Regions from separate parts of the Mus musculus genome. Here regions 2 and 3 are each linked to region 1. The links are chromatin loops, found by intact Hi-C in ENCODE. Cell type or tissue: left cerebral cortex. All regions are shown on one strand.

Region 1 (8,000 bases):
TGACAGCCTATCTCAAAAACTGAATTAAATAAATGAATGAATGAATGGTATAGGATATTAATTTTATTTGGTCAAGGTTACCTTATCTTATTTTGAATTTTAAAAAAATCTACTTCAAAATATATTCACAGTACCTGGCATCTTACTCACATAATCCTGATCTGATAATTTCTCAGTAAATGGCCGCTATTCCATATCACTGTGAGTCCAGCCTGCCCTTCATAGACTTGTGTTCCCTTCTGTGGAACCAATCAAGCTAGGCTAAGAATATTTGAAGAAACAATCGTGTCTGTCCTGAATTATATTCCTTTGCTGATTGCATAAGCAATACAGCAGTATGGAAACAAGGCATGCATGCTAAATTGGCTGCTCTCAGTCACTTTGAGATTTAAATACACAGAAGATGTGCAGAGGTTACATGCTGCTTTAGTGAGTTTCTCTGCTGCTGGGATAAATCACTCTGAGCAAAAGGATTTGGACAGGAAAAAAGTTGTTTTTTGTTATTTTGTTCTGTTTTTTTTGTTGTTGTTGTTTTGTTTTGTTTTAATTTTACACTTCCAGGTCACTATCTATCACTGGGGAAGTCAGGGCAGGAAATCCAGCAGGAATTGGAAGAGTTCATGGAGAAACACTGTTTAATGCCTTGCTCCCTCTAGCTCATGCCCAGCCTACTTTCTCATACAACCAGGACCACTTTCTCAGGGGTGGCACCTCTCACAGTAGACTGGGCCCTCCCACATCAATCAATAGTCAAGACAATCTCCCACAGACATGGCCACAGGCCAATGTGATCTAGACAACTCCTTAATTGAGACTCCCTTTTCCCAGGTGACTCTTGATTGTATAAGTTAACAATAAAACCTAAGTAGGATAGATGTTAATACCATGTCCCTGTAAAAGAAAATTTTATTACAATAAATCAGTGTGTGTGCGAGTGCATGTGTATGCACATGTGTGACAGTCACAAGACTGCTTAAGGTTCTCTCCTTTCACTGTATGGATTCTAGGAATCAAACTCAGGTCACTAGGCTTGGCAGCAAGTGTCTTTTACCAGTTGAACCATCTCACTGGCCCCTATTTCTCTTTTTAATCACTGGTGTGTGTGTGTGCATATATGTATGTGTGTATATTCATTGGTGGACAGTACTGAATTTCACATATATGTATGTGTGTATATTCATTGGTGGACAGTACTGAATTTCATAGATACTTTCACACACATTGATAGTGTCCTTTGACCACGTTACCCACGTGTTTTCATACAAATTTAGTGTCCTAGGACCACGTTACCCACATGTGCATGACCTTTATTTTTCTCTTCCTGTTGAGTCTCCTTCTCTCAGACCACTTCACTTCTACTTTCCTGTCATACACGTATCTATGATTTTGTGAGTGTTCATAATAGCTAGGATCCACTGAGACAAAACATGTAGTTGTATCTTTAAGCATCTAATTTAATTCATTTGACATGATAATCTCCAATTCCATTCAACTTCTTGCAAAAATAAGATGATTTCATTCTTCTTTGTGGCTGAATAAAATTCCATTATATCGATATGCCTTGTTTTCATTATCCAACCCTCTATCAGTGGCTGGGTTGAGTCCACAAGCTACCTGTTCTGAATAGCAGGCAATAGCATGGATATGCCAGTACCTCTGTGACATGCTGACTTTGAGTCCTTTGATAGATACATAGTAGGACCACTGGGTCACAGGGTAGACCTAGTTTAATTTTTTTGAGGATCTCCCATACTGACCTCCATAATGTCTAGACTGATTTACCCTTCTACCAGCAGTGTATATGGGTTCTCTTTTCTCTGCATCCTCACCAACCTTTGTTATTATCAGTTTTCTTAATGGTTGCCATTTTAACTGTGGTGAAAGGTAATCTCAATGTAGACTTAATTTGCATTTTCCCACTGGCTGGTTAAAGTTGAACGTCTTTTCATGTTTATTGTGCTATGTCTGTGATGATTAATTTTTATTGTCAACATGTAGAGATTTTAAAATCTCCATGGAAACACATCTCTGGGTTTGTCAGCAAGGGTGCTTCCACGGATGCTTAACTGAGGAGGAGAGACAAAAACCTGAATGTGAGAAGCAGCATTGCATAGGCTGGGGTGTTGGACTGAATAAGAAAGCATCCTGAGGGTCAGCTTTCTTTGCTGCTTCCCATCTGTGGTAGATGTGACCAGCTGCCCGAGACTCCTGCTGCTATGGTCTGCCCACTATGTATCTTAAGACTTAACACAAAATAGAACATTTCTTAAGTTGACTTTGTCAGTTATCATGTCAAATCAAGAAGAAAATTAGCTCATACAGTGCTTTCGTTTTTCTTTTTTTTTTTTTTCTTTTTCTTTCTTTCTTGTTTTTGGAAGGGACCATAAACGTTTTGATATCTAAAGGCATCTTAGATCCCCTTCCTCAAACCCAAGAAGCAAGTAAATCACTATTTCTTCTGAACACTCTTCAATCTCACAGGTGAAAATAATGCTCCAATAAACATCTTCATATGTAAATCTCTCCCCAATCTCCAATAAGCCCCCAAGGTACATTTCCATCTATTTCTATTCCTAACCACAATAAGTTGAAGTCTAACCCCCTTAAAGATGTTTGACAGTATTGCCAGCTTAACTCTAGGATGATATCAATACCTTTCCCAGCTATCCTCATTGGAACATTCCTGGAGCAACCTGTTGACCTTAGGTCATACTATCTGCATTTCTTTATCTGTCCTGCCACCTGTTCTGCATCTAAGCACTGGAGATCAGCTCTCAAACAACAGCAAGAGGACTGGCTGTTCTCAAGGTACATAAAGCCTAAGGGAAGACAGACACACAGATACACATCATGACATTCAGGGAATAACATTAGAATAAAGTAGGCTAAAGATGCTGTTTTGATGAGAATGTAATCTATCTAATCTGGCTAGAAAAATGAATTCTGAGGGCTAGGTATATGGTTCAGTTGATAAAATATTTACCTAGCATGCACGAAACCATACATCTGGTCCTCAGCACCCTATAAACCAGATACAGTGGTGTGTGTTTTTCATCTCAGCACTCAGGAAGTAGATGCAGGAAGATGCAGAAGTTTAAGACCATCTTTGGTACACAACGTGTGTAAGGCTAACCTGGGCTACATGAGACCTGACACAAAGGTATGGGAGAGGAAGAAAGGAAAGAGAAGGGGACAGGGGGGGGGGGAGGAAGGGAGGGAAATAGAATGAAATAAAACCCTTCAAATCTAAGGCAAGGATATATCTAAACATAGAAAAAGCACATATAGGGGACTCTCTGTAACATCAAGGCCTTCTTGGAAAGTAATGTGATTTGAGTAAGTGAAGGGGTAGGCAAATGAACTCGGAGCAGAAGCCAGTCTTCACTAACCTTCTTGGTGGGCATTTTCATTCATGGGTGTCTTCATATGTTTGTTGGGTATTTCTACTACAGTGGCCTGAACTGGGCCTTTCTGAGGACTGCACTTACTAATGACCATTTTAGGCCCTGCCCTTGAGAAGGACTGGATTCAGGCAACCCCTACTCTGAGTCCCACAGTTTCTAGTCTCTGTAATCAGCAAAGGCATTTGAGAAAGTTATGTGGTTCTGTTTCTGGTTTTTCTCACTGTTTTTGCAACTGCCTAAGTCTAAAATATGTCCCTTCTTAAGCCCTGATTGCACAGATTGGGAGGTGGGCTGAATCTGGATGAGTCGTGCTTGAAATTCTGGCTGTATAAATATTACACTGGGATTTGCTCTTTATTCTGCATTTAATCACCTCAGGAACGATTTTTTTGAGAACTGCATGCATCTCAGAAACGGGGAATCATTCAGCCTCGTGCTCTTTAAATGCAAAAAGGAAAAAAATACTAGATAAACGGAATGTTAGAAATAACTAAAGGAAAGGGTGCATTTGTTATGCTACATCGCACACTGTTTCAAGGCGTTCTCTCCTAATGGCTTCTTTATGCAAACATTATCGCCTTTGTGCCGGTTCCTACTTCTGTGGTTTCCAGTACATTTATTTCAATGAAGATTGCTGAAAACCTTTAACCGGTTTGAGGAGACTGGTCCTTCCCCTCCTGCTGCTGGGCGAGCATTTTTTGCGAAGAAGCTGAACTACTACACGGTGAAATCACAAAGAAGGACTTGAAGTAAGCAGTGTCCACGCCTCCAAAGCTGCCATGCTTACGCAATCCACTCTCCTATTCCAAATTCTTATAGTGAATGTAATGCACAGAACCAGGGTTTCAGTTGAATCTGTTCAGGGGAGGAGCGTCACTGGAGAACCTGTTTTTAGATTTAGTCACGTTGTGGCGGGTAGGAACGTGTTTCCAGCTAACCATCCTGGGGGCGAAGCGCTGTTACCGCAATCTGGACTGCAAACTTCTTCCCTTTGAAGTACCGCTAAAGGAATCTCCGTGATGTGATGAAAGCTGTCTTTTCAGAATGCCCTTCTTTCTCCGTATTTCCGTCTATTAGCTCAGTAGAGGATGTCTAATAAAACTGCTCCGTGAGGTTTTATTCTGTACCCACGCACACTGGTGTCTCCCTCCAGCAAGGACAGCGGTTCTGAAGTTGAATGTAGTGCTTTGCACGTCTTAGATGTTCCTTTCCCACAGTCTGTCTGGAGATGAGGTCACAAGGGCCAGAAAGAAGGACTGCCGCTTACTCTGGTTCCTGAATGTGCTCTTCAGGTCCAGGCCTTTCCCAAACTTTCAGTCATGAAAGAAGTCAACCCATAATTGAGGTGGTACTGAAAGGCAAGGCAATTGTGGGGACATATGGAAGGAAAGGAGTCTAATTGACCCCTTTCATCAGTCTAAAACAAGAATTCCAGCACAATTAACATTTGCTGAAAAGGTTTCTGACCTCAGGTTAATATGCCTTTTGTAGAAAGATATTTCATGCTAAAATAATATTGACCCAGAGCTAAGGCCTAATGTATATGATCTTGAGTAGGGTACTATTTCTCTAGGAAGCTCAGCTTAACTTTGTATGCAGTAAAGGTGCCCTACCTTCCTGTACCTCTGTGGTCTAATTGTCCCTGTCACTTGTCAGGTGCTTCTCAGACACCCCCCTGTCATCTCATTTAGGTTGCATAGCAACCTTATGATAACAGCTTCAGGACCCTCTAAAATGGTATACATGACTATTGTGAAATAACAAAGTCACCTGTGATTGTAAAATAATTTACTATTGCAAGATAACGAAGATCTCTCTCAGGGAGGTCTACACCCGTGTTCTTAAGTTGACCCTGGCTTTTGTCTTGAGCCATCATGCTTAAGGTCTACATTAAAATATCATTATTAAACTCTGACTCTGCTCCTCACTAGCTCATACTGAAATTCTTTTCTGATGCTGTGGATCCCATTTTATCTGAGTCAAAGTCCCTAGTAGATAATGAGAATGTCCCTGACTGCTGTGGTGACAGTATCTTTCCATCCCTGAGGCTGCTGCCATGACCACAGACTTACAGTGGCCACTGTGTGAGGACCCAAGTTTGAAACCATTTTTGTTCTTAACACAGAACATCAATGACTTTTCACTTCCGGAAGACAGCACAGCATCAGCTCCAGATAGCCATGCCTTGCTAAGTAAGGAGTACTGGCCAGAGCCTCATATCTGCTCAGGAGCTGATCTCCTTCTGACAGTATAAGACATATGCTGTAATATATGTGTAATTCTAGGACAGAGAGCATTATCCCCACATATCATTTATACTCTTATCATTTACATCATGTATGTAACATAGGTAGAGCTTTAGTGTTTGTCTGTAAAATAATATAGAGAGAGCACCATGAAATTTCCATTGCTTTGTGGAAATGTTAGAATATAATAGAATATATTAATTGTAGCATGGTGACAGGATATCAGTCTGGCATTTTCAAGGTGGAGATAGAAAAATTGCACATTATAGGCCAGTTGGAGTTACATAGCAAGACTGTCTCAAAAATGAAGAAATAAAATCAAGAAAAGGATAGTTGTGTGAATTTAAAAAAAAATCTTTGTTTTTCTTGAGCTGTTTAGAGAAATCATCTGCTTTCTTGAATTAATGACTGTATTTTTACTAACACATATTGTACACACTAGTGAGACTCTGTGTGACATCTTACTGCACACATGCCTTGAACCTTGAGTACCCTCCTGACCTCAACAGCTACTTTAACCTGGAGATGTAGCACATCTGATGTATCTGCTCCTACAAAAGATGGAGTGTAAGAGGCTCTGAAATCTCCATTGGGCAGAAATTATTCACACTAACTTCTTAATCATGTGCTCTCTTCTTCACATAATCGATTGGCTTTGGAAGTGGACTAAGAAATGCCATCTCTTTCTGAATTCTGCGTGATTTTTTCTTGTTGCATGTTGGACCTTCTATAGAGACCTTCATATGGAGTAACAGTGTGGTGGGATAGGGATGGAAGCCTTGGGGAATGCTCACAAACAAAATAATATAAACCAGAGTCTAGAAACTATCTTTCTGTCAACTCTAGTTTGCCCCCTACTTTTGAAAGTAAAAATTCATTTCAACTTAGTCACACTCTTCCCTTTACATAATAGTCACAATGCTTCCAAATGGTATGTATCAGCTAGTGCTCTAAGAAAGATTTTCTAGCAACTGACCTAAACTGTGTTAAGTAAAATTAAAGTTATCCAAAACTACATAAATTACATTCAATTTGAGACTTAGAATGGGAAGAGAGTTCAAAAGAAAACGTTTGTCTCTACAGCATTTGAATCTTCACCCTTCAGTTGCCAGAGCAGTGCTCCCCTGTTGGGATGTCAGGCTTTGTGGATTTAAGGTTGTGCTTCCTAGTGAGGTGTGAATGATGAGAGCCTGTTAAGCCAGCTCTAGGGAGGTAGAGAGAAGAAGGTCCTTGGGACTTCCTGGCCAGCCACCTACCTTGCTTGAGGAGCTTGGGACACTACTGAGAGTCTTTGTTTATCTTTTCAAAACAAAGAAAGAGAAAGTGAATAAATAAATAATAGCAGCAGAGGAATACCCTGTGGGTCACGCATATGCACCATACACACACACACAGAGAGAGAGAGAGAGAGAGAGAGAGAGAGAGAGAGAGAGAGACAGAGAGACAGAGACAGAGACAGAGACAGAGAGATAGAGAGAGCTGTTTCCCTACATATCATTTTAAAGATCTTATTTTTAAGTCTTATTTCCTTTTAGATACCGTGGAAAAATACTGTACATTCAGGCATCCTTGCCCCAACCCCTGCACCCCAGGACCAAGAACATTTCATTAGAAACTCTGAGCATCTGACATGGGACTCGGAGGCATTGCTCACTGAGTCCAAAGTCTAAATTGCCTTTTCACAGAGTGCCTCCTCCATACCCTAAGGAACTTGTTCCGTTCTGCAAAATTAGAATGGAGCCAGGCGTTCCATGGGCCATACTCTGTCATCCTATGGGGACGATCTCTTGAGATTAAAATGGATTTGATGGGCAACGAGAGAAGCCTGGCAGCCTGACAAGTACTAGAGATAAGAGCTCTGGGACAGAAGCCAGGAGAACAGAGCCTCATCCCACCCTATCCCTGGTGAGCTGCATGGTTCTGGGAAGCCTTCTGAAACTCTGCTTATCTTCTACTGTTTCTCATCTGGGATGGCCAAACCCATCCTATCTATCTCAAACAAGTCGCCGAGAAGAGCATGAATGGAATGAAAATAGGATTGCCTCAATGCAGTGAGTGGGACTACTCTAGTGTTTACAATGGGACCAACCATTTGATTTGAGAAATGATTTTGAGAAATAGTTTGATATAGGAATCAGAGAAGTTCAAGAGGTCAGACATGCTAGAGCATCCAGAAACCTTGGCAAAAGAGGGATAAATTTGAATATGCCTTAGACAAGGTCAAGAAAGCAGGCCAAGATACAGCCTGTCCCTTTGAGAAAAGCCAAGCCACATCTGGCTATGTGAATATAGGCAGAGGTACTGTTATAGTGGCTCTCTATTGCCAACTTGACTGGATTTGAAATCACCT
Region 2 (8,000 bases), 120 kb before region 1:
TATGAAAAGTTCCTTAGCCACTCTTAGTTTTCTACTCTATACAGTGGCAATGATAACAATTTGCATCAGTCAGCTTTCTATCACTCTAAGGAATACCTGAGACAGTAACTCTATCAAGAGAAAAGGTTGGGGACTAGAGAGATGGTTCAGGCAGTAAGGAGCCTACAACTCAAGCATGAGGAGATTAGAGGCTCAGCATCCACAGACAAAGCCAGGCAATATGGCATGTATCAGTAACCCTAGCACTGAGGAGACAGAGGCAGAAGGATCTCTATGGCTTGCTGGCCAGCCAGCCTGTCTGAATCTGTCAGCTCTAGATGATTCAACGAGAGAGCCTATTTTCAAAAAAGAAGTGGAGAGTGATCCAGGAAGATAACAAAGTCAGTATGTGGCTTTCATATGAACATACACAAACATTCACGTTTAAACACCCACATGAACACATTCTCCCCATGTCCACATGAAACAGAAAGGTTGATTTTAACTCAGAGTGGAACAGTTTCAGTCCATGTGTGATCATTTTGGTCCTAATGACCTTAGGCCTGTGGTGATGATAACATCATATTGTGGCCACAACACAAAGGAGAGGAGGAACTTGGGTCCCACAGTCCACCTCAAGGACATTTTTCCAACCTGCTAACTTTTTCCCATTAAGCCTGACCTCCAAAGGTTTCATCACTTCCCAATAGCACCTCTCTGGGGGCCCAGTGCTGCACACATTGGCCTCTGTGGGATATTAGAGACCCACTGTATAGGAAGCACCTACCTCACAGAGCTGCTAAGATGAGATGGGATATGTGGGCAAGTGGCCTGGATCATGTGATCATTCTTACATGATCATTTTAGTTCCCTTGTGTACAGTTGAGGCCTTGGGAGGGAGGGTGGTTAACTCCTGATACATTGTAGTAGCTGCATTTTCCAAGTTTCAGATGACAGGGAAAAGTTAATGTCTAGCCAAGTCCAGTAGCCATCCTTTACTTCCCAGAAAAACAGACGGGGATGATGCTGTTGCACAGCACTTCTCCTTTGACTCCAGGGATACAGAAACAATCGATTGTCAATGTCTTCCCCATGGATACAGAGGTAATAGTTTGGCAACGTCTAACACATTATGACTAGCCCAAGTACACCTGACAACTGTTACTGGGCTGGGGATTGTGATGAGATGAGAAAAAACTGCACTTTTCACGTGTTGACTTTCATGGACCACATCATTATCTTTAAATAGAAGGCGATGCTTGAGCACAATGGCTGGGTCTCTTCTCCCATGCCATTGCTGATGCTCTCTTCAGAACTCTGTCTTCAGCTCTCTGGAATGTGCTGCTTTCAGATACTAAGGGCCAACGTTTCAATTGGCCTCTTTCCCCGTCCTCCTGTTATTTACAGGTGCTGTTTCTGAATGCAGAAATTCCAATTTACTAGTGTAATTACCCAATTTATATGCACAAAGGTGGGCTGCCACTCACAAAAATTAATGCTGCCCTAAATAGCAAGTAAGACCAGCTCAGATGTGACTCTCCTTAACATATCAGACCTGTGTGGGAACTCCACACACTGAATTACTTTAGCTAGTTCACTTATTACATTTGGCATAGTGCCTCCATGGGGGCATCCTAACTGAGTGCCAATGGGGAATCTAGGCTTGAAATTGCCAGGTTGTGGGCGACTTCTGTGAATTCTTCACAAAGGTAATATAATGGTAGATGTTGTATGAAATGATTGGTTGGTGGATCCCTGGGTCAGATGACAGTCAAGGAGGCTTTGCCGTCAAAGCAATAAACATACCTTTGTGTCTGAAAAGGGAAGGCGTTTCATGGGGAGGGTTCATAAATGCAGAGATGGATTCTGAGCAAGTTCAATGTTCATTCTAAAATGACTGTAAGAGTCTCATGTTGTCCAAAAAAACCAATCCTAGTGGCTCCTGAGTGATGCAAGAAGGTGATTTAAGAATTCTTACCTGGAAAGAGATGTGGAGCTTGGTAAGAATGTGGCCTTTGGAAAGGGACCATATCTCACCCACTTCAGTATTCTCAATGTACTGTTAGAGAGTTCTCACCATAGAACATAGACACTCAATAGAACATTTGCTGGAGAACTGACTAACACCCTAGGACTCAACAGAATCATAGGGGCAAGCAGCCCCAAGATTGCTGCTCAGGGATTTTAATGTTGAACAATCATGGCTAAATGAGGTGGCATAGGATTAAAAAACAAGTCCAAAGCTGGTACAGTGGGAAATATCTGTTACCTCTGCACTTGGAAGACAGAGGCAGGAGAGTTGAGAGTTTGAGGCCAGCCTGGACTATATAGCAAGACACTTTCTCCAAAAGTCAACAAATAAAAATGGCTAATAAAATTAAATGATGTTTTAAAATAATATGGTTCTCTTCCTCCACTTGAAACAAGGTCTTTCTCTTTAGCCGAGGCTAGCCTCAAACTCCTCATGTTGCTAAAGATGGTCTTGAGCTTCTGGTCTGTAGAATGCTGAGATGACAGGCATGTGCCACTACATTCTGTAATGGCAGTGTTGGCCGTACAACCTGGAACTTCACACAGGTTGGGCAAGCACTCTGCTAAGACACATCCAAAGACTAAAAAATAACATGTTTAAAGGAATTTTTTTCCTCTGATAGGTTTCTCCTTTTCTTTTCTGCTTGATACGTTTTATTCTATCTGGGATGCAGCTGTGTCCTGGTTCCCTCTCCTATGCTAACTATAAGTGGAAGTGCAGGCCCAGGTCTCTAAAGTGGGAGCCCTGGCTCTTTTAAACCAGGGTAAGTACCAATGTGTTAAAGGAGGAAAACCATGACACCACACAACCACAGGAGCTGACACATGTAAAGTCACACCCCTGGGTCCCACTAATGAAGACCAATCCTTTCAATTGGTGTTGTTTCTCCATTGGGTCTATACTCTATGGTGTTCTGATGACAGCTGACCTGGCTGCCTGTACAATAACAGCTGAGCTGGTGGTATACTCCTGAAGTTATGCAACGTTCATTTCTGCCCCAAGCTCACAAGCTTGCAACTGTTTGAAGCTGCTGGATACTACAGTATGTTTCTATCTTTGTGTCTGGCAAGATTTTCTAAGCTCTTAAAATTACTTGCCATTTAGGTAGGCAGGAATCCAGGGAGCGAGGCTTGAAATAAACATGACTACTGGCTTCGTGCTTCCAGTAGCCTGCTGAGGAAATGACCCCTTTTCTTCCTGCTCTTCTCCTTTTGCCTTTGCTTCACTGCCTGTGGTCTTAGCCCTTGTCATTTATTCAGCAATCTGTATAAATTTAACATCAAATGATTAATGACTTCCTTGCCATATTCCAGGAGAAAACTGAGATAAGATTTCTCTGATATCAATAGCATATTTAAAAGTCTAATTTAGGGTGATATGAGTAGCTTTGTGTTCCTTTTGATTTTGTCTTTCCACATCACCTTAAGAGAACTTTTAGCTACTTTCTTCTCTAAGAAGGAGATGGTGGTGATGGGCGAGTAGGAACAGCAAGATGTCCAAAGTGCCCTTCTTTGCCCTGGCCAGACAAGGATATCAACATAACTGACCATGCCAGCAGTGAGATCCCGAGGGCCTGGTCATCATCACTTCTCACACTGGAGGAATTTTATCTGTCCTGCTTCCTGATAGAGAAAGTGAATCCTAAACCCAGTGTTTTTTAAGGTTATGAAAAGACATACTTTAGTTCCCACAAGTAATTCTCTCCTGATACAACAAAACCTACATATTAATAAAGTAAAACCTGGTGTGCAAATATTTTCATAAGCAAGATAACAAGAATGATCACATGCTTTTTACCAAAGCTCCCACCACAGTGGACTGTGCTGAGTGGCTGTGAACACGGTGCTCACAGCACCAGAGAAAGCTGATGGTAAGCACTGGCTCAAGAGTTACATGAGCTGAGAAGCAGTATCTGAGAGGCATTCCCAGCCGGTGTGTGCTGGTACCATCTGATCCCAGTAAGAGTCTCTGTTATAAAAAAAATCAAAGACTATGGTGGGGAGATAGCACAGGCAGGAAAGCACTTGCCTTGTCAATGTGCAGACCTGAATTCCACACCCAGAATTTATATTTTTTAAAAAGGAAAAAATTTAAACATGGTTGCATGCGAGTAACCCCAGAGCTTAAGGGATGGGGAGGTAATGGGTCCCTAGGCTCGTCATTTAGCCAGCTTAGCCTACTGACTGTGCACTAGGACAGTGAGAGACCCTGTCTCAATAAACAAGATAAAGAACTGAGGAATGACACCCGTTGTCAGCCTCTGGGTTGTCCCACAGCACCTGTGCATACTTTAGTGCATATGAATGTGCACTAACACACACACACACACACACACACACACACACACACACACACACACACAATGTCAACTAGCAAATGCTGATGGGCTTATACTGCTGGTAGGAATGTAAATTGGTACAGTCACTGTGAAATCATTATGGAGATTCCTCTAAGACTAAAAATAAAACTCCCATATGATCTAGCTATAGCACTCCAGAAAAGAATCTAAGTCACGCTGCACATTCCTGTTTATTGCTGGCACTACTCAGAAGAGCCAAGATGTGAAACCAGAGTAGATATCCATCAACAGACAACAAAAGAGAATGTGGCATGTAAAGAATACAGAGACCCTGTCATCTGCAATGAAATACATGGAACTGGTCTAGGATCAGAATAAACACTGTGGCAGGAGAGAGACAGAGTGGGAGAGGGAGAGGGAGGGAGAGACGTGGGGGAGGCACAGCAGGATTAATGTATGAGAGAAGCTAGCTGGCAGAGGGAAACTGGAAACCCCATATGACCTGGGCTACAATGTAATAAACAGAACCTGGGACAAAGAATGCAGGAGATATGGTTGCTGTGTAAAACCTTTAAAGATCAGTAGCACTGAGCTTTGGAATGGCTGTCTTGTCAGCTCACTAGTCTCCCTCTACCTAGGGGGGTGCTTTTTAAAAAAATTATAAACAAATTTTCTTCATTTCTATTGCTAGCCATGTGTTCCAGGTACATTTTATTATTAGGAAAATACTGCAACCAGGGCATTTCACTAGGGACACCTTAGATTCTGCAGCTATTCCAGCAGGACACACAGAACAAGTATTATGTATTCTCTCCCTATGTGGAAGGGGAAAGGAGAGAGGGAAGGAAGGAAGGAAGGAAGGAAGGAAGGAAGGAAGGAAGGAAGGAAGGACGGAAGGAAGGAAGGAAGAAACATAGATGAATGACAGGTAAAATAGTGATTGACTAGAAATGATTGTGTTTTGAGAGAAGTATAGACAGTGTGATTAGATTTGATCAGAGTCTTGTAATTGTATGAAACAACTACAGTAAATTCAGCTGATATATGTTAATAAAAAAAAAACTAAAGCTGGGCTGGGGGCGTAACTTGGTTGAATGTTTGTCTAGCATGCATGAAGCTTGGAGTTCAACCCCAGTAGGGCATGAACTGGGTGTGGCATTTGTGCCCTCAGCATTCAAGAGGTAGATATATAAGAGGACCAGGAGTTCAAGTCCCCTCTTGTTTATGGACACAAGAGCTCTTGCAAAGAGGCTGTGTCTGTAAAGGTTGATTGACTGACTCAAACTTCAGTAATGTGGAGAAGTTGGAATTTTGCTAGTCTAGATTCAAATGACCTTGAAGCATTTTTAACCCCTTGATAGACGTTTATTGCTCCTTTGTACACACAAACCTTTCTATGGTGACTATTAGGTAAATGAACAGACCTTTAGTTTCTACCCACCAAAGGGCTAAGAGTGCTGCTAGTTAGCATCTTAGAGTAGAGTGTCCCTTGCATTGCTATAACTCTCCTAAGTGACATACTCATTGATCGATTTGAAAAGTTTGCCTTATGACTTTCTTTTTTTTCTGCAAATATAAAAGCTCATGAAATTGCTGCCTCATTAGAACATCATAGTTGAGATAAACTAAGTCTTTGCTCCCAGGCCATGGTCACTCATATTTGGCTCTAGAACAAACCATGTCTTGTGTTTCTTTTCCGTGAGAGTTCTCTTTCATTAGTACCTACACAGTAAATTGTATGGCAGCTGGAGACTACAAAAAGCACTGTCATTGACAACAACAACAACAAACTTAAAAATAAAAAAGGTAAGAGCAAGATGTAGCCTCTCAGTACGAGCACTCTTTTGCTTTCTGATTGTGGAATAGTATGAAACATATCTGGTCTTTGTCCCTGGTTCCTGTTAGAATTCTTAGATCCCTTCAGGCTTGGCAGTGGTACACATACCTTTTGTCAAAGATAATGAGCCCTTTGCACAGCACCTCAGCTTATGCTAATGAATGTCTTCAGCAGTTCCAGGTGGGTAGGTGGGTCAGGTCACCAGAAAGGTCATATCATTAGTTGGAATTTTCAGCCCCCTCTGGGAAGAGTCCAGGTAGTGCTGGAAATGGAGTTGCATGTGAACACTTGAGTTTTTGAAGTGCTGAATGCCTGGAAGAGCTGGGGACTGACTGGCCAGAGAAGGCACAGAGTCCCCATCCCTATGACATATATTACCTTCCTTTTCATCCAGTGTTTTAGCTGTGTTTTTTATGGCCAACTCTAACAGACTCACAGATGATGTAGGTAACATTTCCCTGAGTTTTGTGAACAAGCTGGCCCAGCAAAGTACTGAGCCAATTCCCTGAGGCTGTGAAAGCCCCAGGGTTGTCTGAAGTAGAAATGGCCTTGTGGGACTGAGGATCATGAACTGAAGTTCCCAAAGGGAAACATTCTGCAAACCCAATTGACTGTGGAAAACTGAATGAAACAAGTTGGAAGCCAAAACCATCTTTGCCTATCTTTGGCCCTTTAGCCACCTACTGGTAGGACTATTATGCAAACCCTCTAGGACTATATGAACAGAGTCCTAGCTTCTACCAACGAAGAATGTCATCAGACAGCATCTGAGCACCATAGCAGAAATTTCCTGCTTTAACCCCCACACACCTGATATTTCCACCACTATATTTTGATAGGGCTGGAAATTCTTTGTTCTACTACTGTGAAAATTTCATGCAATTGTTACCACATTAGAACATGGAATTTGCAGCAACCTGCCTATGATCTGGTATTGTGGGCAGTTGATTTGGATCCAGAATATACTATTTCCTGGTCACTTGGAAGTGAGAGCTGTCTGTCTGTCATTGATTCAGAAGTGGAGTTTCACCACATAGTCTTAGCTGACCTGACTCACTATGTAGGTCAGATGAGTCTTGAGATCTCAGAGATCACTTGTCTCTGCCTCCCTCGAACTGGGATGGAAGGTGTGTGCCACCATGTTTGGCAGCAGGTGTGTGTTTTATATTGTGTTGTTAGGACTTAACCAACGAGCCTAACAATTTTAAGGTAGAGGGTATTGTAACTGATGGAACTGTGAGACTCCACAATGAAACAAAACCTCAGGTCTGATCACAGCTGTTCCACACTGAGTAGGAAAATTGGGGGAAGAGACCATTTTTCCCTACACAGCACTCTGGCTGAAGCAGTAGATGGGCTGAAACCATTACGCCTCACTTCATATCAGGACCCTAACAATCAGAACACTGAAATCGATTTTGTCTGGCAGTTTGTCACTGGCCAAGTAGTACTAGGTCTCAGACAGCCACCCCTCATTTTCTGTTTTGCTTGTTAGTTTTTTCCTCCATCTCTTCTCCTCTTCCTTCTTACTTGTTTCTGTCGAGGACTCTCAGATGACTGAAACCTGGTTCAGTTCACTGAATGTGGATAATGAGGGGGAAAGTACCATTCACAGAATGATGGTAAAGATTAGGGGCCAGAAGCAGCAAGATGCAGGAACCTTGGCTATGAATCAAAACCAAATACAACACAGTAACCTAGTGTCACAGTCCCATAATGCAGTGTCACCAAGCACAACCGGGAGATACAAGTGAGGAAAGTCGGTATGTACGAGAAAGACAAGCACTGGGAGCGTCATCTCCCAGAGCTGCTTCTCCCGGTCTAAGAAGCTTTCAGTTGGGAAATCCGAGCGT
Region 3 (8,000 bases), 130 kb after region 1:
GGATGTGAACTCACAATATTCCCGCCTCAACTTCCTGAGTACTGTGACAAGGTTAGATTTCCAACAAAGTTGGTGTAACTACAGCCCTTGTTCTATATTTTAATATTAGAGAAACACTATTAACATTTTAACACTAATAGAAACACTAATAGAAACATTTTAACACTAATAGAAACACTAATAGCATTTTAATATTAGAGAAACAATGTTAATTTTAGATTTAAATATTTTTCAAATGCCAGAATGGTTGCAAGACTGTCTATCTGTCTGTCTATCTATCAAACTTGGCTGGGGATATATCTCAGTATTTACTTGGAACAATCTGAAGTGTTTAGTTGGAATGCATGAGGCTGTAGGTTCAATTCCTAGTAGTGGCAAAAAAAATTTTTTTTAATAGAACTAAGACACTTTGTATAGTTTACCTCGTACATCAATTATTTAGAATTTGCCTCATTTGTTGTTTCATTCTTTTTCTTAGTAGATACAGATAGGTGATAGTTGGTAGGTAAACAGAAGATAGAATGGTAGATGTTAGGTACGCAGAGAAAGAGAGATGATAGAAAGAAAGAAAGAAAGAAAGAAAGAAAGAAAGAAAGAAAGAAAGAAAGAAAGAAAGAAAGATAGAGATGATAGATGATGATAGATGATAGATAACTAGATAGATGATAGAGATAGATAGATAGATAGATAGATAGATAGATAGATAGATAGATAGATGATAGATAGATAGATAGATGATAGATAGATAGATAGATAGATAGATAGATAGATGATAGATTGATGATAGATAGATAGATAGATAGATAGATAGATAGATAGATAGATAGATAGATAGATAGACGGATAGACGGATAGACAGATAGACAGATAGACAGATAGACAGATAGACAGATAGACAGATAGATAGATAGATAGATAGATAGATAGATAGATAGATAGATAGATAGATAGATAGAGATGATTCACATGTAGATAGATGATTAGCAGATGGATTTTTCCGCCCTCTGTCATTCAAGACTGAGCGAGAGGTATCTTTGCCAGTCATGCTACATTGTTTCCCGAGAGCAGAGTACATTCTTATTCTTAGCCTTAGGACAGTGGTCAAAGGGACAAAGTCTTCATGTCATCCCATTTCCTCCTCCACAGCACATGCTTGGGTTTCCTTGGCTTTATGCCTTTTGTAGCGACCTGATCCACCTCATTTCCATCATACCTCTTTAGTCCTCTGAGTCTGAAACTATCTTTTTGCTCTACTCTGTCTCTCCTGACTTTGACCTTTTGGAGTGTTCTAGTTTGTTTTTCTGTTCAGTTTCTCTGATATTTCTTCCTGCTTAGGTGGTCACGGACTTTGGCAGGATCTCACAAAAGTGACTTTAGGTTTTCCCAAGGAACCCTATCAGGAGTCTTTAGATGTCACCTTGTCCAAATATCAGTGATGTTAGCTTTTTAAAAATTGGTTAAAGGACATCTGCCAGACTTAGCGACCAAAATGCATAGTCTCTTTATGAAGGACAAGCTTCCAGGAACCCCAGACCTCCTGCTCAGTTTAGGCTAATGATTTTTGGCCCTGTCACCCAGGATGTATTGCTCATTTTCTGCCTGGGACCCACACAGCCCTGGCTCTCATGCTGCTGTTCTTGCTATTTTGGTCTGAGAGCCTAACACATGCTAGGTAGCAATGAGAATCTCCCAGCCACTGCCTGCTGGCCACCCAGGCTCTTCTGCATACCTGTGGTACCCAAATGATCCAGTGCTGACCAACTTTGTGGGTGGGAAGAGAGAAATTGGCACTATGGGTTGTACTCATCTTTGCTGGGAAAAGTCCATCCCTTCTCATTCTTGAAACCGTCAGATGCTTTTGTAGGAAAAATTTCAGCTGAAGAGCCATTCAGGGGATTTCAATCCCCTGGGCATTTTCCTGAGCTGGACCTGGGTCATGGCTGTGGTGTGAAGGGAGCAGAGCATGCAGAGTCTCAGAGACAAGGGATCAATATTTCATTTCTATATAGAGAGCCCCACTGTAATGCAGGCCTGACAAACACCAGTGTCTACTAAGAGAAAAGAATAAATGAAAGAACAAAAGAATGAAAACAGGAGAAAGAATATGTGATGAAAAATAAGCCAGACTCAGAAAGATAAATCTCATATCTTCTTCCTCACACATATACTCTTTGTCTCTCTCTGACTGTCTTGCTCTGTGTGTGTGTGTGTGTGTGTGTGTGTGTGTGCATAGTTATGCACACAGATCATCAACCTGATATAAAGGCAGACAGGAAATAGGTTGGCAAAGTGTGTGACATATGTGTGTGAAATTTTCATCATGAAACCCTTGACCTTGTGTGCTATATTGAAAACTGAGAAAAGAGAGGGTAGAAGGGAAGGAAATAGGGATAAGAAGGTGAAGAGCAGAGAGAATGAGGGAAGGGAGAATGCTTACCATGATTTTCTAAGCCCAGTCCTATTAACAAGCCAAAGCTGCAGCCCAGAATTCTACATTATACTGAGGCAAGTGGGTTGAACATTGGTTTATCTTGATGTTTACTTCAGTTCTTAGTGCCCAGTTCTCAACATTCCTCAAGGAAAGGGGAAAGGCAGATGCAGACTGGAGTCAATGCTTGACTCCACTGAACTAGCCCATGTCTGATGGCATGTATGATGGAGAGCTAGGCCATGCCCATCTGAGAGCTGGCTTCTTTTCATTTGACCCTGGAGTTTAGAGGCTACCTGATAGACCAAATCCTTGCACTGATTGACTGGTACATGGTTTCAGTGACTTTTTCTGAAGGCTCCACCTCAGCTCTGTGGCACAAAGCACTAGGTAGATGAAGTCTTAGATTTTGCTGGATGACCTTTTCTGTAGAATCCAGGGATTTCAAAAAGAAAAATAAATGAACCATGACAAGTCCAGGGGAAATGACATAAGTTGACAGAGTCATTGCCCAGGAGTGTAGAGAAGTCTCCAGGTCACACACAAAGTGTCTACTATACAGCCACACTCTCAGCTCCTCCTAAGACATGCTCCATGGCTGACCCCTCTTCTTCCCTTCCCTTTCTCCTTCTCTTTCTTTCTCCTTCTCTTCCCTCTTTCTGTAAAGCTCTTCATCTCTCCCTCTCCTCCTCTTCTCACTCTCCATCACTCCTCCTTTACCCCCACATTCTCTCTCCTTCTCTACCTTTCACCTTCCCACTGCCCTTCCTCTGCCTTCTTTGAGTCTTTGACACAGGATCTCAAGCATCCTTGAACTCACTATGTTGGAAGGATGACTTTGAACTTGTGCTCCTCCTGCTTCTGACTCCCTAGTGCAGGGATTAGGGGTGAACACCTTCATTAGACAAGCACTGTGCCAAATGATCATTATCTCCAGCCCAATTCTGAGAAATATCTCTTGACTTCTACAACCCCCTTCACAGTTCCTGCTTTGAGCTCCATCAACTCATCATTTTTGTTTACTTGCAATGCCCTTCCCAGGATCATCTGTTCAGCTATGTTGCCTTTTGAGCTAGACTGGAAGATTCTAAGAGCTGGAACTACCCCACATACTTAGCTCTTCCCAGTGTGCCTCACAGTAACTCCCTCCAGACTGTAGATACACAACAAACATTGACAGGTAGACTAGGAGATTCTTGTTTCTGTTTTTCCTGAGAGTTTTTCCCAATAGCTTCATAAAGCAGGTTTCTAAACTGGCATGGATAAGGATTTGTCTGCACAGTTCAATTACTACATCTGAGTACCAACCTGCCAAGGCAGTGACACAGACCTCACTTTGTCTCATTGAAGGGTTATGGAGACATTATGCTTTCTGCACTTTGGCTTTTGTGAGCCTGTATAAGGAAAGCACAGAGTTTGTGTGTATGATGAGGGACTCTCCTTTCCCTCTGGGAACATATACCCATGTTGTGTTTGCCTATGGGCTCTCTCCAAGGTGCATTCAACCACAGCTGTAAGGCTCTGATCAGTGACCTATGGTGTCCCCCAAAGAGATGATGGAGCCCAAAAGCAGTGTTTACAGCCCTTCACTCTTTGCTGGAAGCCCTTCAGGCTGTGCTTTACAAATGAGGTTTTAAGCCGCATCACCTGAAGATGGATTTCTGTGCTCAGTCAGATATTAGCAGTACATGGTTTGGGTGGTATGAAATGGGAGTTTAGTGAGTTTAGTCCCCCCTTCACCTTAGGCTAATTATTAAAGAAAGTGTTTGTAGGCCTGCCGACTCTCATAATTCATCCTGACTCACACTTTTCTAGAGTCAGGCTTACAGAGCTCCATCTGCAATGCTGTGATCATTGCCAGAAGAACGTGGTAGGACTGAGTCATACTCCCCCATCTGTGATGGCGTGGGACCCTTGCTAGAGGAATGTGGTAGGACTGAGTCACAACCTCATACTCCTCCATGTGTGACGGCAGGAGCATAGCTGATGAGTGTTGTGGAACCAAGTCATCATTCCACGGTGCAGATGAACTCAGGGAACTTCATTCAGAAACAAGTCTGCCCTTTCCTTCTTCAGTGTGATGGAGTTACATATCCTAAGTCCTCCCATGAGCAAAGCAACCACAATAACCAGGTGTTCTAGTTTGCTTCTCACTGCCACAATACAGATACCATGGTCAACAAACATGGGGAGGGAAGAGTTTTTTTTGGCTTACTCATCTCAATCACAGTCCATTATAAAGAGAAGCTAGGACAGGCACTCTAGCAAGAACTGCAGCAGAGAACATGGAGAAACACTTACTGACTTGTTTCCTAAGGCTTGCTCAAGTTGATTTTTTTATACAACTAAAGACTAACTTCCTAGGGATGGCATGGCCCACCATGAGCTGGGTCCTTGCATATCAATCATTAATCAAGAAAATGTTCCACAGACTTGCCTACAGGCCAATCTTATGGAGCCATTTTCTCAACTGAAGTTCTATCTTCCCAGATGACTCTAGTCTGTGTCAAGTTGACAATGAACCTAACAACCACATCAGGTGACAGACTTTGATACCACTTTCAAAGAACAAACTTCAAAACTCCGGAAAGGAAATAGACAAGATACCAGGTGCCCAGAATCTATCGCCTTCTAAAAAGCACATTAAGAAGAATGGAATCATTTTTCTCCTTAGAGAACACTTACCTTGAAATATAGTCAACTGCCCTGGAATCTTCCATTTCTACTTTCTGCTTTTTCCCCCCTCTCTCTATAGTGTCTGCAAATTTGCATTCCTATGACATATGTGTATATTATGCACTTGAAAATTTTATATAAAGAAAGTGAGAACGGTGGCACGTAAGACTCTAAGAACGTTAAAGATTTAGTGCAACACCTAATTTTAGAGGTAGAGATACTGATCCAAAAGCAGGCCTGAGGCCCGTTTACAGGAAGCAAACAAATGTCCTACAAGAGATGGTAGTCTGGCTCAGCCCCCACCCAGTGCCCTCTTCAGCATGACTGGCATATACGTTAGCTAGACATTACACTGAGGCTTCCACCCACTCTGGCACAATCCCATTAGCGGTTATGAGAGTCCTATTATTAGAAAACAGCTACTGAAAGTATTCTCATCTCAAACTCAGGAAGTGGAAATGAAACCGAGAGTATTTAAGTTTGCTAAATAGAACACTGGAACAGTCCTGACATCCCCATCCTCACCCTCAAAATGATGAGGTTAGCTGGATGATCATTGATGGGAGCATCTCTATCTGAAACACCTATGAAGTCTAAGTCCTGTGAGTATTCCCCATGAGATTTGCTCTTTGTCTCTCCTCAACTGTGACTCTTGAAGGATCTCGAACTTCTATTTTTCCAAATATAAGATGGAGCTAATAATAATTGCCAAGCTGTGGTGACAGTAAACAAGATAATTCACGTTTATTCTTTGAATAAAAAGCAATGTGAAAATGCACCGTGAATCACTTAGGCAGCTTGCAGATAGCCAGGGACTGTGGGATAAAATTAGCCCAAGATGAAGAGGGATGCATTTGTTTGATGGATTCTTTCTCATGGATGCTCAATTCCAAGGTGAATCTTCTGCCTTTCAGAAATTGTGAGCCAGGATGAACTCAGGGCCACTATTAACATTTAACAAAACTGCACATTATTAAAATGGTAATCTGCATTCACTTCAGAGAGGTAAACTCCAGTGCACTCCATGCCTAGGGTTTAATGGCATTCTGCTGCTAGTTTAGATTGCAGATCTAGCAACTTCATCAACTGAAGAGCCGAGGCCCAATTGTAATACTTTTCGCAACATTTAGAAAATGCTTTTCATTTATTACCACCACTTCTTTGCTTTATATCCTCACTAACAAATATATCTATAAAGACGCTTAAAACTGATTCAACATATGCATATGTTGGGATGTGTTTGTAGATGTATGTGTGCATACATGCATGGACCAAAGGCCACCTCAGATGTTATCCCTCAGGCACTGTCTTTCTTTATTGAGAGAGGGTCTTTTGCTGAACTTAGAGCCTCTTCTGCTCTGTTTACCCAGCCCTGGGATTTTAAGTGTGTACCCCCATGCCTAGCTTTTGCACATGAAGATCAAATTCAGATCCCCATGCTTACACAGTCAGCACCTTATCTACTGAGCCATTTTCCCAACCCTTGAATTACTATCATACAGAGACTCAAGTCTCCATCATTGCATATATTGCACAGATCAGTGAGCTACCATTATTGCTATGACTTGAGTAGAACAATCTAAATCTGGCTCAGCTATCCCTACCATCAATTCATTAATCATCTCAAAATTGCAAATTCTTTTTTCTTTTCTCTTTTTTATTAGATATTTTCTTTATTTACATTTCAAATGTTATCCCCTTTCCTGGTCTCCCCTCCCGAAAACCTTCCCCCCCCCTTCCCCTCCCCTGCTCACCAACCCGCCCACTCCCTCTTCCAGGCCCTGGCTTTCCCCTATACTGGAGCATAGTGCCTTCATGGGACCTTTTTGAGAGCTTGTACAACTAACATCAATAAACAATGGCTTGCTTTGGGAAGGAATCTCTACCAGCATACTAGGGTGACTTGGAGGGTGCAGGGAGTACCTTTGAAGAAAAGAGAAGCTGGGCATGGTGGTGCACATCTAATCCCAACACTGGGAGGCTGAGGTAGGAGGCACAGGTTCCAGGCCAAACAGAGCTAGATAGTAAGACCCTATCTCCAAGAAGGAAAAAAAAAAAACCAAAAACCAAAAAACCAAAGAAAGAGATGAGGAAGATGAAAATTGTACCTGAGTTTTGTCTGTTTAGGAGAATCCAGCGTTAAGATAATAGCATTTGAACTTTAATTTGCATGCCAGTCACTCCCTACCCATCCTGAGGAAGTCAGTGTGAGCATTAGTCACTTTCCTTGATGGGTGCACTGATGAAGCATCTGACTGAAACAACTCAAAGAAGGAAGAAGGTAGGGTTTATTCTGGTCCACAGTTGAAAAGTACAGTTGGATGTGGCAGGGAATTCATAGTTGCAGGAGCAAGAAGCAGAATTGTGCTGCATCAGCAGTCAAGAGCGCTCATCTTACTTTCATTATCAAACCTGGGGTCACACAACCAGGGTCCCAAGCCAAGTCCAGCCACCATCCTCAATATGCCAATCATTTGTGGAAAACAGAAAAAGGAGATTTTTTTTTTTCCAAAGAGAGACAAAGAGCTCCTGTGAACCAACTTGCCCAAATTTATCTTCAGGATCCTGAAATGAGACTAAAGTTTAAATAGAGTACCAAGGATGAGTTAATTAATCAGTTCCATTCAAGATGCTGCCCACCAATGACCTATCATTGTCTGGGCTTCAGTATCATCCTGTAAAATGATCAGACAAGTTATTAGAACTGTGTGAAATCTGGTTTCAGGACACACCTCTTTTTCTTGGGCATTTGGGGAGCATGGTAGCAGTGTTTTCCTTCTCCCAGCTTAAGATTCCTGGGGAAATTTCCATTACTTTGGGATCAATAGCCTGATAGTCAGATTGAGAGACATAAATGCCACTTTAAAGTATTTTCCGTCTCCTAGGTGACTCTAGA

What was found. Peaks named below come from ENCODE experiments on the same cell type or tissue, not always from the same donor. Only the 100,000 strongest peaks of a DNase experiment are listed, where the experiment ranks them.
Region 2: it touches region 1 in a loop (12-fold over the local background); 3 of 42 quality-filtered maps call a loop at or near these places.
Region 3: it touches region 1 in a loop (9-fold over the local background); 3 of 42 quality-filtered maps call a loop at or near these places.

The regions. Positions count from the first base shown.
Region 1 is chr8:128,026,833-128,034,832 of GRCm38, forward strand. No RefSeq gene overlaps it. Among named protein-coding and RNA genes, the nearest start is that of Gm32590, 230 kb to the left of the region's middle. In left cerebral cortex, no CTCF peak of the experiment used is centred here; DNase peaks (open chromatin) are centred at 3,739, 4,258 and 7,489; H3K4me3 peaks cover 492 bases; H3K27ac peaks cover 876 bases.
Region 2 is chr8:127,911,237-127,919,236 of GRCm38, forward strand. No RefSeq gene overlaps it. Among named protein-coding and RNA genes, the nearest start is that of Gm32590, 110 kb to the left of the region's middle. In left cerebral cortex, a CTCF peak has its summit at 6,855 (motif pointing left); DNase peaks (open chromatin) are centred at 3,056, 3,955 and 4,560; H3K27ac peaks cover 2,031 bases.
Region 3 is chr8:128,160,811-128,168,810 of GRCm38, forward strand. No RefSeq gene overlaps it. Among named protein-coding and RNA genes, the nearest start is that of Mir21c, 110 kb to the right of the region's middle. In left cerebral cortex, no CTCF peak of the experiment used is centred here; DNase peaks (open chromatin) are centred at 4,332, 5,461 and 5,885; H3K27ac peaks cover 829 bases.